Regions from separate parts of the Homo sapiens genome. Here region 1 is linked to region 2. A link is an interaction called in ENCODE POLR2A ChIA-PET data of the cell type or tissue named here. Cell type or tissue: Caco-2. All regions are shown on one strand. Links, peaks and the distances in the headings refer to the core of each region. The heading gives the core; the rest is flanking DNA.

Region 1 (2,911 bases), core at 247-2,746, 210 kb before region 2:
TAATTTTTTTTTTTTTCCCCCTGAGATGGAGTCTTGCTCTGTCACCCAGGCTGGAGTGCAATGGTGCAATCCCAGCTCACTGCAACCTCCGCCTCCTGAGTTCAAGCAATTCTCCTGCCTCAGCCTCCCAAGTACCTGGGATTACAAGTGCCCGCCACCATACCTGGCTAATTTTTTTGTATTTTTAGTGGAGATGGGGTTTCACCACATTGGCCAGGCAGGTCTTGAACTCCTTACCTCGTGATCCGCCCACCTCGGCCTCCCAAAGTGCTGGGATTACAGGTATGCGCCACCGCACCTGGCCTAATTTTTTTATTTTTTGTTGAGACAGAGTCTTACTATTTTGCCCAAGCTAGTCTCACACTCCTGAACTCAAACGATCCTCCCACTTCAGCCTCCCAAAGTGCTGGGATTACAGGCATGAAGGAATCAGTATTTTAGGATGGGCACGGTGGCTCATACCTGTAATCCCGGCACTTTGGGAGGCCAAGGCTGGCGGATCACTTGAGACCAGGAGTTTCAGACTAGCTTGGCCAACATGATGAAACCCCCTCTCTACTAAAAACACAAAAATTAGCCAGGCATGGTGGCATTCACCTGTAGTCCCAGCTACTCAGGAGGCTGAGGCAGGAGAATTGCTTGAACCCAGAATGGGGAGACTGCAGTGAGCCGAGATTGCACCACTGCATTCTAGCCTGGGCAACAGAGCGAGACTCTGTCTCAAAAAAATAAATAAATAAATAAATCAGTATTTTAGGCCAGGAGCAGTGGCTCACACCTGTAATCCCAACACTTTGGGAGGCTGAGGCAGCAGGATCACCTGAGGTCAGGAGTTCGAGACTAGCCTGGCCAACATGGTGAAACCCCATCTCTACTAAAAATAGAAAAATTAGCCGGGTGTGGTGGTGGGTGCCTGTAGTCCCAGATACTCGGGAGGCTAAGGCACGAGAATCACTTGAACCCAGGAGGCAGAGGTTGCAGTGAGCTAATGCCACTGCACTCCAGCCTGGGCAACAGAGTGAGACTCGGTCTCAAAAGGAAAAGAAATCACTATTTTTAAAAGTCTTCTGGGAGTATCCCAGTGAATGCCTCCTGGTCAAGAAGCATTGGTGGATATCTTTCTAGATATTTGTATGTTTGTGCATAATTTTTTTTAACAAAACTGGAATTATTGTATATATGTTAATATATTGAGGTACATTTCATACCTTAATTTAAGCAGCCCACTAATCAGTTAGGCAGTTCCAATTTTGTACTATTACAAATATTGAAAAAACAGTAAAAGTGGGCTAAAAAACAAATTACAAATAATTAGGGAAAACCCCTGAAAAGTTCAGGAAAAGGACAAAAATGCTTAAAAACTTAAAGCATTGAAAATTGCTTGATAAAGCATGAGAATGACCAACATTATATATATTTAAAAAAACAACAACTGGGAAATACTCATTTTCAATCAAATCATTGTTTCAATCAAAATGTTGTATTCACCAGAATGCTTTCAGAAAAATTGCTTTCAGTCCAATCATATGCTTCTGTGGGAGGCAGCCAGCAAGAGCTTCCTTCCAGCTCCCACGAAGTCCTTGGAAAAGGTTTGGGATCCCCACTGCCAGCAGTTCTAACTGGGAAATAAACATCAGACCAACCGCTGTGCATGTACCCAGCAAGGATCTGCTGATTATCTTATGTGCCAGGCTCTGTGCTGGGCACTGGGAATATGAGGCAACCAAGACAGTTTCTGCCATCCTCCCCAACAGGGGCTCACAGTCCAGTCTGGTAGGGCAGACAGACACATCCACAGGTAATTCCAGTACAGGCTGAGATGAGATGAGAGCAGGGAGGCATGGCAAATGGGGAAAGGCAAGTGAAAGCTTCTGCCCTGTCCCTCCAGCAGCCGTAGGACCATAGAAACACAGCCTCTTTCTCCTCAACAAAATGTTCTCCTTACTTTTGCTATGAAACAAATTACCCCAAAAACCTAGTGGTTTAAAACAATCATTTGATTATGCTCAAGGATTCTGTAGGTCAAGAATTCAGGGCTAGGTGCAGTGGCTCATGCCTGTAATCCCAGCATTTTGCGAGGCCAAGGCAGGATAACTGCTTGACCCCGGGAGTTTGAGACCAGCCTGGGCAACATAGGGAGACCCCTGTCTCTATGAAAGAAAAAAAAAAGAATTCAGATAGGGTACTACAGGAATGGCTTCTCTACTCCAGAATGTCTGTAGTCTCAGCTGGGAAGATTGAGTGGCTGGGGCGACTCAAAGGCTCTGGAGGCAGGTATCATGTGGAGGTATCTTCACTCAGGAGCCTGGTGGTTAGCGCCGGCTGTCACATGGGACCTCCACCATGGCTGTTTTCCAGAGCACCCACACATGGCCGAGGCTTCCTCACAGCATGGAGGCCTCGGGGTGGGCCTGCACAGCAGCTCAGGATCCCAGACATGAGTGTCCCAGGCAACAAGGCATTTTCTGCCCTGGTCTCGGAATTCCTCAGGTGTCACTTCAGCTGAATTCTATTGTTACAGCCAGCCACAGCCTGCCATGTTGATAGGGAGAGGAATTAGACACCACATCTTGACTGGAGAGCAGTAAGGTTCAAGAAGACAAGTGGGACAGATTTTGTTGTGGTCATTTTTTTTTTTTTTTTTCCAGAGACAGGGTCCCTCTGTCCCAATCATAGCTCACTGCAGCCTCAAACTCTTGGGTTCAAGCAATCCTCTCACCTTGGCCTTCCAAGTTCTGGAAAAAAAAAAATCTAGCTAGCTTTTTTATTTTTTGTAGAGATGTGAGTCTCACTATGTTGCCCAGGCTGATCTCAAACTCCTAGCCTCAAGAGGTCCTCCTGCCTTGGCCTCCCAAGGTGCTGGGATTACAGGCATGAGCCACTGAATCTGGCCTGTTGTGGTCATACAGTC
Region 2 (2,902 bases), core at 403-2,902:
TGATGCCTCCAGATTTGTTCTTTTTGCTTAGTCTTGCTTTGGCTATGCGGCTCTTTTCTTGTTCCATATGAATTTTAGGATTTTTTTCTCCAGTTCTGTGAAGAATGATGATTGTATTTTGATGGGAATTGTATGGAATCTGTAGATTGCTTTTGGCAGTGTTGTGGGATGTGTTTCCATTTGTTCCAGAAGGGAGTATAACTGCCTCTGCTGCACATGAGTTCACAAAGGGAGTGGGGAGTAGCAGGCAGCAGCAAGCCTCACCCAGCTCCCATGCAGTTGGCAAGGCTGGTCTTGCTCCATCAGTGCCCTGTTAGCAGCACTGAGTTTAGATCCAGGCAGTCTGTGCACACTGTGACCTGAAACCACAGCTTTCAGGTCATGCCCTTCCCTTTCTGCTGGTAAGCTGAACACCCAGCATGTATGCTTGTGTCTCCTGCACACTTCTCGCTTGCCCACTGGTTTCTGCTCAAGGGAGTTCATCCCCACTCCAGATTATATCATAAAATTCAGTTGGGAGCTTCTTTCACCTTGGGACCCCTCCCTCAGTTTGTTGGCTGGCTTCCCTGAGGGCCCCTGTAAGATACAGTCAGGAATGGCTTCCCTCCATTCACAATAGAGACTGGGAATGCCTACGAGGCACTTCCCACTACTGCTTCTACGTTTATTTATTTCACGCCACTCCCTAAATCCATTCCGGCTCTGGGGAGGGTTAAAGCCTTCTCCTGTGGACTAGAGGTTCAGATTCCCTGGTAGGAATGTGTGCTTGGAGGAAGACTCTCCCCCTCTCACACTCTGGGAATTGACAGTTTTTCACCTGTCTCACAGAGTACGCTGCAGCCTGCTGCATCTTTCAAAGGGTCTGTGGATTCTTTCCCAGCTAATTTATAAAAAGCTCTTTTTGTAGAGACAGGCGTAGGCCAGGTGCAGTAACTCATGCCTGTAATCCCAGCATTTTGGGAGGCTGAGGTGGGAGGATTGCTTGATGCCAGGAGTTCAAGACTAGCTGGGCAACATAGTGAGACCCTATCTCTAAAAGAAAAGCGGGGAAAAGAGGGTTTTAGTTGACTGAAACCAGGACAAACATAAAGAAGGTCTCCCATTCAATTTATCTGGTTCTAAAAGCAGCTTTTTCCAATTGTGCACACGAATGAACTGTTTTAGACAAGACAGGGTCTTGCTATACTGCCCAGGCTGAAACACAGTGGCTCTTCACAGGCGTGATCCCACTACTGATCAGGAAAGGAGTTTTTGACCTGCTCTGTTTCCAACCTGGACCAGTTCATGCCTCCTTAGGCAAGCTGGTGGTACTGAGACGGGAGGCAGAACTCAACTCTGGAGGCAGGGCTTGGTCACCAGACCAAATTGAGAACTAGCTGAAACAGGTTTGGAACAGAAGCACCTCCCCATAAGACACGCCCACCACTGTGCCATGTCAGTTTACCATTGCCATGACAACACCCTGAAGTTATGGCCCCTTTCTGTGGCAATGACCTGACAACTTGGAGGATGCCACCCTCATTCTAGAAATTTCTGCATAAACTGCCCATTAATTTGCATATACTTAAAAGTGGGTATAGGGCCAGACACAGTGGCTCATGCCTAGAATCCCAGCACTTTAGGAGGCCGAAGTGGGTGGACTGCTTGAGGTCAGGAGTTCGAGACCAGCCTGACCAACATGGTGAAACCCCGTCTCTACTAAAAATACAAAAATTAGCCGGAGTGGTGGCGGGTGCCTGTAATCCCATTTACTTAGGAGGCTGAAGCAGAAGAACCACTTGAACCCAGGAGGTGGAGACTGTAGTGAGCTGAGACTATACCACTGCACTCCAGCCTGGGTGACAAAGTGAGACTCTGTCTCAAAATAAATAAATAAAAATAAAAATAAAATAAAATCAGTATAAACAGGAATGCAGAACTGCCTCTGAGTTGCTGCTCTGGGCACACTGCCTACAGGGTAGCCCTGCTCTGCAAGGAGCAGTAGCTCTGCTGCTGCCGGGTACTGCGGCTTCAATAAAAGTTGCTGTTTAACACCACCAGCTCACGCTTGAATTCTTTACTGGGTGAAGCCAAGAATCCTCAATTTTGGCGCTTTCCTGTCCTGCATCAGTCTCCTGCTCCTAGGAGTTCACCCTTGTTTGTTTGTTCGTTTTGAGGCGGAGTTTCGCTCTTGTCGCCCAGGCTGGAGGGTCCTCTTCTCCTGAACCTCAAAAAGGAGCCTAACCTTGAGGTACTGATCTATGTATGTGGATGAGAAGTGTTAGTAAAGATAATTGAGGCCAGGTGTGGTGGTTCACGCTTCTAATCTTTGAGAAGCTGAGGAAGGCAGAGCGCTTGAGTCCAGGACTTCGAGACCAGCCTGGATAACATGGCAAAAATCCGTCTCTACAAAAAAATGCCAAAAAATTAGCCAGGCGTGGTGGTGTGTGCTTGTAGTCCCAGCTACTTGGGAGGCTGAGGTGGGAGGATTGCCTGAGCCTGCGAGGTTGAGGCTGCAGTGAGCTGAGATTGCGCCACTACACTTCAGCCTGGGCAACAGAAGGAGACTCTATCTCTAAATAAATAAATAAATACGATTGGGTTGAAATCTAGAGACCTAAGTTATAGTCCCAGCTCAGCCACTAATCTGAGAATGGTTAACATTTATTTAAAATTTCCTATGTGCCAGTCACTTTTTAAATTAATTTGCTATGCTGTAAGTAGGAGGGTACTGTTATTATGTTCATTTTACAGACAAGGACATGGAGGCAGAGAGCACTTAAATAACTGGCAAATTACACGGTTAGGGGCACACAGAGTCCAGTTGTGCAACAGAGGCAATCTGGCTGGTAGTACTTCCTGATAACAGAAGCTTTCATTGCTAACATACTATGTGGCAGATTCTGTACTGTGTGTTTTTGTT

What was found. ChIA-PET counts read pairs that join two places held together with the same protein. Peaks named below come from ENCODE experiments on the same cell type or tissue, not always from the same donor. Only the 100,000 strongest peaks of a DNase experiment are listed, where the experiment ranks them.
Region 1: POLR2A ChIA-PET joins it to region 2 with 6 read pairs; 13 of 35 experiments call an interaction of 5 or more read pairs at or near these places.

What each region holds. Positions count from the first base shown.
Region 1 is chr11:17,065,282-17,068,192 of GRCh38, forward strand. No RefSeq gene overlaps it. Among named protein-coding and RNA genes, the nearest start is that of SNORD14A, 8.0 kb to the right of the region's middle. In Caco-2, for the core only: no CTCF peak of the experiment used is centred there; no DNase peak of the experiment used is centred there.
Region 2 is chr11:17,272,695-17,275,596 of GRCh38, forward strand. No RefSeq gene overlaps it. Among named protein-coding and RNA genes, the nearest start is that of NUCB2, 2.6 kb to the right of the region's middle. In Caco-2, for the core only: no CTCF peak of the experiment used is centred there; a DNase peak (open chromatin) is centred at 1,417.